2 separate regions of the Homo sapiens genome follow, and region 1 is linked to region 2. A link is a contact called in ENCODE Hi-C or POLR2A ChIA-PET data. All regions are on one chromosome and are shown on one strand. The core of a region is the stretch at or near the end of the contact, and the rest is flanking DNA. Distances in the headings are between cores, read along the strand shown.

Region 1 (6,339 bases), core at 1,701-4,200, 150 kb before region 2:
TTTCTTTTCTTTTGCTCTTTTGTATGCCTTCTTCTTATCTCTCTGGAGAAGGCATATGCTAGGTCTTTTTCTCTCTCTCTCTCTTTCTGTCTGTATTTTCAGTCCCTTTTTAGATGTCACAAAAAGAAAGTAAACATTTTACTGCAACTACTTAAAATGTTATATACGTCTAAACACCCTGGAGAAAAAAAAATTAGTGTGATTAAATTAATCTCAGAGGGAAATTTAATTTGTTCCCCTGATAATTATCCAAAATTAGTTCTTTGTAGATAAATTACTATTCCTAGGCCATTTACTAGCTCTAGAACTGTCTTTCAGACACTGGAACCCTAAATTAAGGCTGGAAGGTAGAAAAGAGAACAAAGTTTGTGATGCTGTCAGGCAGATTTGCTTTGTGGGGAGACAGAGGCCTGAAAGCTTTCCTGGCCACTATCTCTGTTCCTGGGGTCTAGATGGAAAATGAGCTCCCTAGACAAGCCCAGCAATGTTCTCCCTAGATTGAAAGGACTGGAAGTGACTGCTCCAGCTGATTGAATTAATGTGAGCTCTTCACTGTGCTTTAGTTTAGAGAGGTTCTGTTCTTCACCAGAGTGAAGGATGTCGGATGAGGGCCAGTGAGTCCATTAACCAAAAGGCAGTCTAGAGACTTCCTAGTTTCTGACTCGTTGCTCACGAAACACCATTTGGGAGAACACAGGATTGTACAATACTTGCTTTTATGGGCAACCCTCACAACTGTTCAAAGCCTCAGTTTCCTCATCTGTAAAATGGTGCTGAAATAGTCACAGCTCATTGGATTTTTTAAGGACTGCCTGAGATGATATAGTGTTCAGCATAGCGCCTGGAGATGGAAGGAGGCAATACCATTATCTGGTGTCACTGTATGACCCAGAGAATCTATGACATAGAAAGTTATATGTTCTCCATTATGTGCCCAAGTCTTAGTGACATGAGATCTAAAAGGAGGAGGCACAGATGAGCTCCTTTGTCCATAAGTGTTTAGTCCACAGTTTTCAAAGTTTATGAGCATGTTCCTCACTTGTAAAAGAAAATTAAATCTGACCGAATGTGGTGGCTCATACCTGTAATCCCAGTTCTGTGAGAGGCCGAGGTGGGAGGATCACCTGAGGCCAGGAGTTCGAGATCAGCCTGGGCAACATAGCGAGACTCTGTCTCAATAAAAAATAAAAAAATAAAAAGAAATTAATCTATATGTGTGTATACATATAGACAATGCATAGATTGTCTTTACTGTTAATATTTATATGTGTGTATACACATATATGCATGTGTGTACTATATGTTTTTACTATAGATAATATAGATATTATATTGTCTTTGCTATAGGTGTGTGTGTGTGTGTGTGTGTATATATATATATATACACATATACATATACATATATTGTGTATAGTAATTAAATGTTAGTAACTTTAACATTTTTAGTTAAAATATACATGAAGTTCTTTTTTATTTCTCATAGCCCAAAGGATTCTTTTGGGCACCCAGGAAACGAGCACCCCTAGGGGACACGTATTCCCACTGGTCTCACCAAGTAGGGTAATCTTGATACTGCATTAACCTGGAAAATCAAGCAAGAAGGCTTCCTGAGGGAGTCTTGGCAGGCAAGGTGCTCTTGCTCTATTGTTCATTGTTTTTGTCATAGTATTTGATGATCACCTCCTGAAATTGTGTCATCAGTTTACAAGTTTATTGTCTGCTTGTTCCTGCCTCTCTCTCCACAACTAACATACAAACTTACTCGATGATGGGAGGGTCTTTGCTTACTCATGTCTGTAGCCCTGGCTCAATAACATTATTGCCTGAAGCACAGAAGGACTTTAACAAAAATTAGTTGAATGAATGAATGAATGAATGTTGGGGGATATGTGCCCTCTGCTCTTTGCCTCCTCATACACGTTTTCTGCTCAAGTCTGGGAGCTGAGGCTCAGGAGAACGTTAAGATGATGGTGGTGGTGGTGGTGGTGATGATGAGTGTAGTCAGTATTGATTGACACACTCTGCAAAGCCTCTTCTGTGATTGAGGCTTCCTCAGCAGCGTTCGTAGAAGAGCACTGTCGTCTTTCCATTGCCCCTATCCTGGAAAGCTGTGGACTCTGCACCAGGCAACAGTCAGCTGATACTGAGGAACTACCAGGGGTTCTTCCTGGTATCAGTGAGGTACCAGATGTCTAATCTCCAGGTCCCATACATGCATTCTTTTGGGTTCTTTGCATGAACATGGGTAATTCACATATTTTCTGAGCGGTACAAATGCCTTTTGGCTACTTCCTCTTTTATGCCAGTAGTTTGTGGACACAATCCCTTTTTGTTTTTTATTTTATGGCTTAGAGATAATCTCTCCCTTATTAGTCAGGATTATTTCTGTCTCTGGAATCTGGATTGTACCATAAAAATACTGTATTTGCCTCCTTTTGTGGCAAGAAGGGCTAGATGTTTTCCCCCTCAAGCTCTGGAAGGTTACTTTTTATAGTTGTCATGATGTACAAATGTTTCATCAAATGTGGGATGATGATTTGATAGTGAGGAAACTGTGGTACTGATTGCAAAAGCTCCTGGGGCTTGTGGGATTCATAGACGTAGGCAGTGTCTCTGGACAACTGCTGAGCTCATTTGGGTTTAAGCCTTCTGGGATGCATTCTTTAAGACAAACATAGAGATACAAGTAAGCTATTATTTAAAAAGCAAACTGATCTTGCATATATTATGAATGTTCTTACCTGGTGTTTGGTTGGTTGAGAGTAAAAGAAAAACCAACTCAAATTGACTTAGTTTGAGTTGAATGGACAGATCATGTAGCTGAAAAGTCCAGAGATAGGGCTAGTCTCAGGAGAGGCTTGGTCTAGTTTCTTTCTCTGCATTTCTTGGCCCTGCATTTTTAGTGCGGAGTTTGTTCTTGGCAGCCTCCCCACTCATAGCCCCAAGTTGCTGTTAGTAATCTCTAGGGCTACTTGTTTCCAGATTGGAATGCAATAGAAAAGAGAAAGCTTACATTATCAGCAAATTTCAGAATTGACGTAGTTTATGTGCCAGTGTCTGAATTCAAAATTGTAATTAGGAGGGTGGGCCATGTACTTGCCTTAAGCTAATTTGACCCTGGAATTATGGATGGGAGATGAATCTATCCAGTTCGTGAAACTAAGGAATTTGGCACATTGTTTAGCTGATGGGGAGAGGAAATAGTCAAAGGAATATTACATGTGTCGTTAACAGGACTGAATTTAAAGTGCTGAGGTTGGTGTTTTTTTTTTTTTGTTTTTTTTTTTTTTTTTTTTTTTTTTGAGGCGGAGTCTCCCTCTGTCGCCCAGGCTGGAGTGCAGTGGCACGATCTCGGCTCACTGCAAGCTCAGCCTCCTGGGTTCATGCTATTCTCCTGCCTCAGCCTCCCAAGTAGCTGGGACTACAGGCACCTGCCACCACACACGGCCAATTTTTTTGTATTTTTAGTAGAGATGGGGTTTCACCATGTTAGCCAGGCTGATCTCGATCTCCTGACCTTGTGATCCGCCTGCCTCAGCCTCCCAAAGTGCTGGGATTACCGGCGTGAGCCACCGTGCCCAGCCAGTTGGTTTTTGATATATTTGCTAGTAGATATGTCTCTTACTCTCAAAATACTAGGTTAGCGTCCATTACTGGTTGCAATAGCCATTAGTGATATCCATTAATGTTTCTAGCTTTCTGTCTTTTGGACCCATGGTGACTCTTTTGGCCAGTAAGTTGTGAGCATTTGGGTTGAAGCATTACATTTGAGAGTGAGACTGTTCAGAGCTTCTTTTTCCTCTGGTAATATACCTCGAAGCATTGGAGATGGTGGGTGCTCCGTTATGAGTATCTGATGAGGAGACTCATGTTGGGCAAGTAGCATGAACAAGAAACAAACTCTTACTGGGTTAAGCTGTGAAGATTTTGGAGTTATTACTGTAGCATAGCTGGTTATCCTGACTAGTACATTGCATTTCTTGATACAGTTGAATTATTTGGGATCACTCACAAAAATCCTATATTTGCATAATTCTTTCAATTTAGCAGAAATATTTTTACATCTATGCTCTCATTTCCATGATAGTCCTATAAATATATGAGAAATGTTATTAGTTCCATTTTGCCAGTGGAAAAATTGAGGCAATCTCCCAAATGCTCCAAATGTTTGCTAATATAGCAGAGTTTGTTATTTTCTATTTGCTTTGTTTACTTAAGCAATATACTTAATTTGCATGTATAATGAGGATCTCTAGAAAAAATAATACTTCCCATTTTATTAATATTTTATTTGGTAGCCCATCTCTGAAAAATTTGTCATTTTTACTCCATTTTCTTTACTTTATTCCCCACCTTCACCCCACCCCCCCACCAAGTAGTAAATGCTGGAAATATAAAGGACTTTGGCCACTGTGCTTCTGTTGAAAGCTAAAGTAAGGGAGTGGTTATGTCTACTATTTGTCTGCATTGAGCTTTGTTAGGGGCCAAGAGAATCATTCTTGAGGGGAACTGAAAGAGAATCCAAGGAAACTGTAAGCATACATCAGGCAGTAGAACGAGGGCTCTGCCTGAAGGGCTTGACTAGAGAGGAGAAGGTAAATAAACTGAATTTCCTTTGGTAAGAAAGTGGCAGCAGGCTTGAAATGCAGACTGGAAGAGAGAGCAAGGGCAGATTACTCTGAAAGCAGAAGAGATAACTGCTTTGCAATGAATTGGGGCAGCACAGTGGTGAAGAGGGTGGGCTCTGGAGCAGAATGTCTATTGCTAGATCCAAATCCTGGCTCTTACAATCACCACTTACAAGCTGTGTCAACTCGTGTAAGTTAGTAAGTTACTTAATCTCTCTGAACCTTGGATTTCCCTTCTACAGAAAGGAAATAATAGTACCTATTTCATAAGAATGTTGTGGGATAAGATGAGCTGTAAAATGTAAAACTCTTAGTACACATAGTAAGAGCTTGATAAATGTCAGTAATTATTACCATTCATGGTCGTTCCTTCTGTCCCCACCCTGATCCAAGCTGTGCATCATCTTTCACCTGGACTAATGCAAAGACCTCCTCATCGCTCTTTTCATATCTATTCTTGTGTTACCACTGATTTGTTTTCCACCTAGCTAGGGTGATATTTTAAAATAAAAATCTCAAGTTACTTCTTTGCTTAAGATGTTTCAGTAATTCCCCCTTCACTTAGGATTTTAGTCTTTATTAGTCTTTATAATAAAGACTCTTTTGGTCTTGATAATAAGGACGACTAAAATTCTTAGTATGTATTCTGAGGAACTACTCCATCTAGTCTGTGCTGATCTCTGCAGTCCAGCCTCATAGGCCCTCTTCTAGATCCCCAAGTGTGCCACCTTTTGCCTACCTAAGGGCCTTTGCGTTAAAATATTTTAGAGAAGCAATGACATTGCCTTCCAGGTGGAGGGTTCTCTACTGGTGTGACACTCTCTCCCAACTCCATTACTACTCTGCCACATGTGAGATGAAGTCATTGACCCGATGGGCCAATCTTGGAGGAATAATGGGCCTCAGCTCATCTTTGCCCTTCTCCCTCTTGGAAGCACATTTTCCACAGGGAACATGTGCTTCCTCACATTCATTTACGGGGAGGCACTTTCCCACTATGTGGGACCCTGCCCTGGTCTGGCATCACCTGTGACTGTGAGCCCAAGCCTACCTCATCATGGAATCTGTTAACCATTCCTCCTCACTAACAAGCTAATGCCGTGGCCTCTAGTTTGGCTTTTATCAGCACCAAAGAGGCTCCGTGGAGTCTACTCCTTTTCTTCTGGATTGGGATGTTTGTAGTCATTCATGGTGGGAAAGTACTTCTGAGAGGATAGTGGTGAAGATCTTTCTGTGCCTTATTATGGAATGAACTGTACTCAGATTGGACTGTAGGCCTATAGCCTATGAAATGACTAAATATTAATGTGCCTGATTTAAGGTCTTACCAATGCAGTACTCATATGCTTGGACAGGGCAGTGGAAATGGAAATGTGTTTTGCTTTTGGTTGAAAAACAAAGAAAAGTAGACTGGCCCAGAGATTTTCCAGGAGGGGGAGCCCTTGTTCCTTGTTCCCATTCAAAGCTGTGAGGGTTTTCATCATCTGTGACTAAGTTACAACAGAACGAGTAGAACAAACACAATCATTGCTATATGTCATGCTAAGCAAATAGGAGAAAATTGTCATAGTTTCTGTTTGGCATTATTTATCCCACAGAATTAGCTCTTTACCTATATGGAACTCAGTTTTGTAGGAGAGTGTCTTTATAATTCCTGCCGTGGTTTTGACAGTTATAGACATTGCATATGTCCTTTTTGCAAGATGCTAGG
Region 2 (6,128 bases), core at 1,838-4,337:
TGTGCATGTGTGTGTGTGTGTGTATATATATGTAGGTACATATATGTATAAAACACTATACATCTACCCACCTCCTTACCTCCTTGCCTATCAAGATCTGGAGGATATAAACAGTGGTTCTCTCTGGGTGATAGAATTATGGATCATGTTTACTTCCTTCTTTATGGCTGTTTGTATTATCTGATGTTGTAATAGTGTTTGTGTAATGCTTTTACAATTAGAAAAAAGCTAAAAAAATTATCTTTTTTAATGAGAAGAAAAAATATTCAAAAGAAAAAAAATAAAGAATTTCCAGCTAGACTCAATATTTCAGGAGCCTTGGGGCCACCTTGCTCAGCTGACTGGAAAATAATGTTATTTCTACTCAGACTTGTAGGTAACCCCATTCTTAGAGTATAAGACAGAGAGGCAACATATGATAGAAAATTCTATGTAAGAGAAATCATTATAGTTATAGTGTGCATTTTCTTAATACTAGGACTGAGGGTAAAATGGCATCCAAAAAAGCTATTGCTCAAAGTTGTTCTCTATACTCCTAATCTCAGCTACTTATATCTAAGCCTACAGCTTTGGGATGAAATATTGAAATCATAAATTTGCACCATCTCTTTTTCTTGTGTTATGCTTTTGAGTTCAGTGGGAGTTCATTTAAAAAGAAAGTGTAACCAAAGAACAGGATCTGAACAATAGTAGCTATTGAAAAGAAATGACCAAAATGCTTATATTTAAACCTGTCAAATGTGCTTAGATTATTTCATAAACATGGATATATAATTTTTATACATATCATACATACGGCTTGTTTCAAATTTAGTGTCGTGAAACCATTTTAGACACTTTGAGTCCTGGGTTAATTTTGCTGCTGTAGCTGCCTTATTATTAAAGGCATGCCTAGAAAGCTACAGTTAAACCCTGCTATGGTTTCTCAGAAAATTACTACATTGAATACATTTCACCAATTCATATGTCTTCTGCTGAAAGGAAAACAGACTGAGAATTTAATTTTGATTGATCTGAGAGGAAAACTCATTCCGTATTTCATTTTTGTAGCATTGATCACGTGTTTTGTTATTAGAAAAACTCATGTTCTTTAACTAAATCATAAAGTGACTCCACTGCTTCTAAGAAGTATCCCAGTGATATAACTAGGAATTGATATTTCTTCTTTAATCAGCAAAATATGCATCAGTATTTTTTGAACATCTACTTGGTGGAAAATTATTTATTTGAATGTGCAGGGTTCTCAAATGCAAATGGCTTCAGGAACAGGCATATAGCATTAATCATGTGATCTGGGCTATCTATTATACATCAGGGAGTGATGGGGCCTTTGGTGAGTGGGAACATCATGTTGGCCATAAAGCCATAGAGATTCTTTAAGACACTGTGCAGGCCAAACAAAATGCATTTTGGTCCTAATTCCTAACCCCTAGTCACCCAGGAAAAATGTTTTAGTACATTAAATTTCTCTCATGAATCATAAAATTTTAGAGCACTTACTTAGGTAATCTTGTAGATCTTCTGGCACACACTGGTGCAGCAGCCCAAGTTTTCATGATCTATTTTGACTGCTTGGGGCACTAGCCAAACTGACTGGCTGGTCCCATTTCATGAACTCTAATAATGAAACTGGTTCAGTGGTTGAACATCTTAAAGGTCTCTCAGGTAGGGTAGTAAGGAATGGAACTGGGAATTCAAATCAAAATTTCATGTACTTTCTCCCTTTCTCTACTGTTGGCAGGGTAGTGCTGTCCCTTAAAACTGTCCCTCCAGCACTGTGTCTTAGTCCAACCTAGAGGCAGTCTGTGGCTGACTCTATGTGTAAACCAGCTTGGTGCAGTAGACCAAGAACTGTGAATATGAAGACGTAGGTTCCAGCCATGGATCTGTCGCTGGCTAATCAAGTGGCTAGAGGTCAGATAACTCAACTGTGGAAACAAACATAAGATGTCAGAGGCAGTCTGAACCCAGGTTTCCAGGTTCCAAGCTCAAAGCTCCAGCTTTCATATCAAAGTCCAGATTTTCTTCTTTTAAACAGGATGTCATGGTTTCAATCCATTTCCAACAGATCGATTTTTTTTTTTTTTTGAGACGGAGTTTTGCTCTTGTTGCCCAGGCTGGAGTGCAATGGCGCCATCTTGGCTCACTGCAACCTCCGCCTCCCAGGTTCAAGTGATTCTCCTGCCTCAGCCTCCCGAGTAGCTAGGATTACAGGCATGTGCCACCAAGCCTAGCTAATTTTGTATTTTTGGTAGAGATGGGGGTTTCTCTATGTTGTTCAGGCTGGTCTTGAACTCCTGACCTCAGGTGATCTGCCCGCCTCAGCCTCCCCAAATGCTGGGATTACAGGCATGAACCACTGTGCCTGGCCACAACAGATCAATTTAACCTTTCAATATAGAGTGCCTTAAGAGGACTGACTAAACGACTCTTTTTTCCAACCATCCTCTTTTCTTCTTTATAGGTTGTATGCAAGCCAGTATGTGCCTAACTATGCTTTGCTGTGCTTGTAGTGACATGGGGCTGTGAATGCCACAGTTGCCTCAACTGTTAATGCGATTCTGCATGCCAAGAATTGTAATAAACTGCCCTTCATTACGCAGCTTGGAAAAAACAGGCACTCTTTTGTTTTAGCATTTGTTATTTGTATTATGTGGTTAAGCATTGTGTGTACGCTTCAAAAATGTATAGCTCATAGTCATTGAAGGGAGTTATGTGTAGCTTTTTCCCTTCCTAATAAATCGTTTTTGTGAGAACCAGCTGGTGTTTGAAGAGCTAAATTCCAGGAAGAAAAAGAAATGACAGCTACAGAGCGTGGGCAAAGGTCTAAAAATATGAAAGCCCAATCTGGCCAAGAGACGTTGGCCTGTACAGAGAAAGTGCAGTGACAATTTCAGCAGAGCCAGAAAAACTGTCCCTTTTCTGCCTGGAAAAGGGTTCATGTGAGATGTTAGGAAGACAGTTTAAGGAGAAAAAAATCCTAAGTAAATAGAATTTCAGCCAATACTTTCATGAACTTCACCCTTCTTTGGAATGTTTTTACTCTCTAAGGGGAAAACAGATTGAGTCATTTATACAGCGAGTGAGAACTTTACTCAAAAGGAGTACTCAGGAGATGTTTTCCCTGTGGTGCTTTCTGAAGTCACAATTTATGAGCTCTGCAACATTGTCAGAGAAATGTTCATTTCCAAGGAACTTGTCTCCCTTGCTTTCTTTATTATTTGGCACTGTACATTTTCATGACTGTGAGGAGGATTCCCTGACATAGTTATCTGATGGGAAAGTCTGATCCTCTCACTTACAACAATGATTTTTCATGTCTGTTCTACTTCCCTCTCCCCTTTGTAACTCCCTAAATTTCACACATAGCACTCTGACTTTATACATCTTTTTCTTTGATTCTGCAAACTGATTGTTAAATGTGTGATATGATTCTTGGAACCATGTGACCTCTGGGTTCCTAAATGCAGATGTGATTTTGGTCTTGGACAGCAGAAGGAGATATTGAGCTAGAAGTTAATGTATCTTTTTGTATCATTTTTATTTTTAAACTTAGTATGTAAACAATTGGTGTTACATTTTCAAATAATTAGACAGCTGAGGGCTAAAACAGTTGTTTTGGTAAGTGGACATTCTCTTCTTTCAGAGGAGCCTCAGCATAAAACCATTTTAATAAATATTTTCTACACAGGATGAGTAATTTCATTTCGCCAAAAGACACAATATTCACTTTCTGGTCTTCTCTCACTCTCCATGTTCTCCTGAGTGCTCATTTTGTAAATGCCAGTTATGACCCATGCTGGATAGTTCTCTGGTCGTGGTTGAAGCTTCTGTAGGTTTGTCAGCTTGCCTTATGTTACTTCAAAGCCTGCACTCAACTGTTCTTGAAGAGGAATTTCCCTTCCTTTAAGGGCATCATCTTTCCATTTTGGAGAGAACAGTAGAATGCCACTTCTAAGTGTGCTATGTCACCATACAATCTTCCTCTTAGATGGCAGAGATGCATGGGATGTGAGCAGGATTGCTTTATAGCTACTGCTAATTAGATCTAGAGCATTTGGAGGGCGTTTCCATTTGGAACAACCCTCTATATTTTGGTGTCTAGTTTTTTTCCTAGAAGATTTATTCTATTTTTTAAGCTGAATACAATTTTTGCTTAAAATGTTCTATCCTATTATAATGGCTATGCCAATTCAGTAAGTACCATCATTTTTCTTCTTGTTAAATTTTTTTTAAAAAATATGTTTCTCAGAGGACTATTTTAAGCTGGATCGTATTACATTGTACCTCAAATTGATGAATTTATTTTATATATAGATGTCCTGGAATTCCTAGAAGATTTCATCAATTGTCTTTAGTCTTGTGCTTTCCATTATTTAACAGCATGCCTGCCAGATAGTGGTTCTTAAGCCCTTGAAGCTCAGACAGTCTTAAGTACCAAATCTATCAAGATCCCCTAGTTCAAACACAGCTCAAGATGGTGATTTAGCTTTTAGGTCATTTTAAACATTCAAGATATTGTATTTTCATTATGTTTACTCTCCTACATCCTGGAATTTGGAAATTTGCTAAGATATTCCCATCACAAAGAATTATCCAGCTTGCTTACTGAAACTGGGTCTTATGCCATATTCTCTCTGAATAGTGGTGAAATAAATTTACCTCTAGGCAAGTTTCTTGTTAGAATTAGTAGGCATGCTCTGTATGCTTTGTTATGTTTCACTTTTCACCCTCTCCTTTAAGGAAAGCAAAACAAAATTTGTTTGGACAAAACAGAAATTTTTCCAATGGCCATGTAGTTTGTGAAAAAAAGCAGCAGCTGGAGTTGGATTCTATTGTAGAAGAAACCATAACAGGAGATTATGCCTTAATCATAAATGGCCACAGTTTGGTGAGTTTGCCTAAGGTTTTTGTCCTTTCTTTTTCTTCACTGCAATAATCATCTCTTTTGTGCTATCATAATGAGACCTCCTTTGTCTTTTCCAGACAAATGTCACTACTAGATACAGGGCATATGCGATGATTTCCTGTTTGCAAAGGGAAAGGAAACTTCTAATATATATCTCATACATTATTATTTGGATCACCACAGTAAAGGGGAGGCTCCAAAGAAATGCTAAATTCACAGAATATCAATCTTGTCTAAATGACTATAGACCACTTAGCAGTATTATTTAAGTGCCTTTCTAGAGGGGAGTGTTACGGCTCACTGTTACTTAATTAAAATAATGCAACTGGGTGGATGTATTATAATTATTGCTCTTACTAATGTTTGTGATTTGTGGAGCACAACCTGACCTTCATGTAATTACTATACGAAATTATTGCCATTAAGATACCTCTAGTGGTTTTTCTAAATAGCAGCATTTTACAGCAATGCCAAACAATTTGCTTTGATTAGGAAATCTGGTTCTTGTCCTAATAGAATGAACTTGCATTGTACTTTTAATGTAGTTCAGATTCTGAATCTTGAACAAACATGAAAATACTCTTCTGAGTTTCTAATTTAAAATACAAAAGCTCCAATTACGCTCCAGTGAAATTATAATTTATATGCACAAGGAATTAATCTCACATCTTTCTCTGGCTTTGATGATCATTTTTCACTTTAGGGTTTGGACAATAAATGTATCTTCTTGTAGACAGTTTCTTAGAGGACAAAAGAAGTTGGGTATGAGGATATTGTGTTTTCTCCCTTGCGATCAGCTGTCTGTTGTTAGCTCTTAGTGCTTAGAGCATTATCCAGCTGGATTCCAGACATAATGATGTGTTGCCTTCTACACCATGGAAAGTTACAGAGCTCAGCTGCAGGCCAAACTCAGTTGAAAGTTTGTCCACATGACACAAAATTCCTTTATGCACAGAAGAACAGTAACTGAAAATTACGACTGTCATCTGGGTCTTAAAGCTGGTGGCCCCCAAGCTGAATTCCCCAGAGACCACAATATGGAAAGGGAATCTTATGAGTTATACTTTGACTTTCTCTCAGGCTCAAAGAATCCAATGTGTGGTGACATTAAGAGTACTCAGGTGATAATTTATACCATTCTCTCTCTCTGTCTCTAAGTGCATTGAAAGAAGGAGGTAAGATAGATGCTCTTCAAGAACACCATCATATTCAAAGCCTG

Evidence for each region. A loop is a pair of places that touch in the nucleus more often than their neighbours do. ChIA-PET counts read pairs that join two places held with the same protein, here RNA polymerase II (POLR2A). Pooled maps may share reads with other maps.
Region 1: a map of posterior vena cava shows a loop between it and region 2 (5-fold over the local background). The contact joins two enhancer-like sites. A Hi-C loop is called at or near these places in 13 of 168 maps with a recorded cell type or tissue (IMR-90, MCF 10A, PC-3 and 8 more) and 18 of 50 pooled maps. POLR2A ChIA-PET finds 5 or more read pairs at or near these places in 2 of 52 experiments (AG04450 and activated CD4-positive, alpha-beta T cell).

Annotation. Positions count from the first base shown.
Region 1 is chr15:50,051,747-50,058,085 of GRCh38, reverse strand. All of the region lies in intron 3 of ATP8B4 (ATPase phospholipid transporting 8B4 (putative)), which reads left to right. Among named protein-coding and RNA genes, the nearest start is that of ATP8B4, 64 kb to the left of the region's middle. Within about 2 kb of position 2,950, at least 12 of the 41 ENCODE cell types and tissues checked have a DNase peak (open chromatin) inside an H3K27ac peak, as active enhancers do; they include IMR-90, where a contact is called at or near this core.
Region 2 is chr15:49,899,855-49,905,982 of GRCh38, reverse strand. ATP8B4 (ATPase phospholipid transporting 8B4 (putative)) reads left to right here. Exons shown (of 28, transcript NM_024837.4): 21 at 4,744-4,891. Among named protein-coding and RNA genes, the nearest start is that of ATP8B4, 220 kb to the left of the region's middle. Within about 2 kb of position 3,087, at least 4 of the 41 ENCODE cell types and tissues checked have a DNase peak (open chromatin) inside an H3K27ac peak, as active enhancers do; they include IMR-90, where a contact is called at or near this core.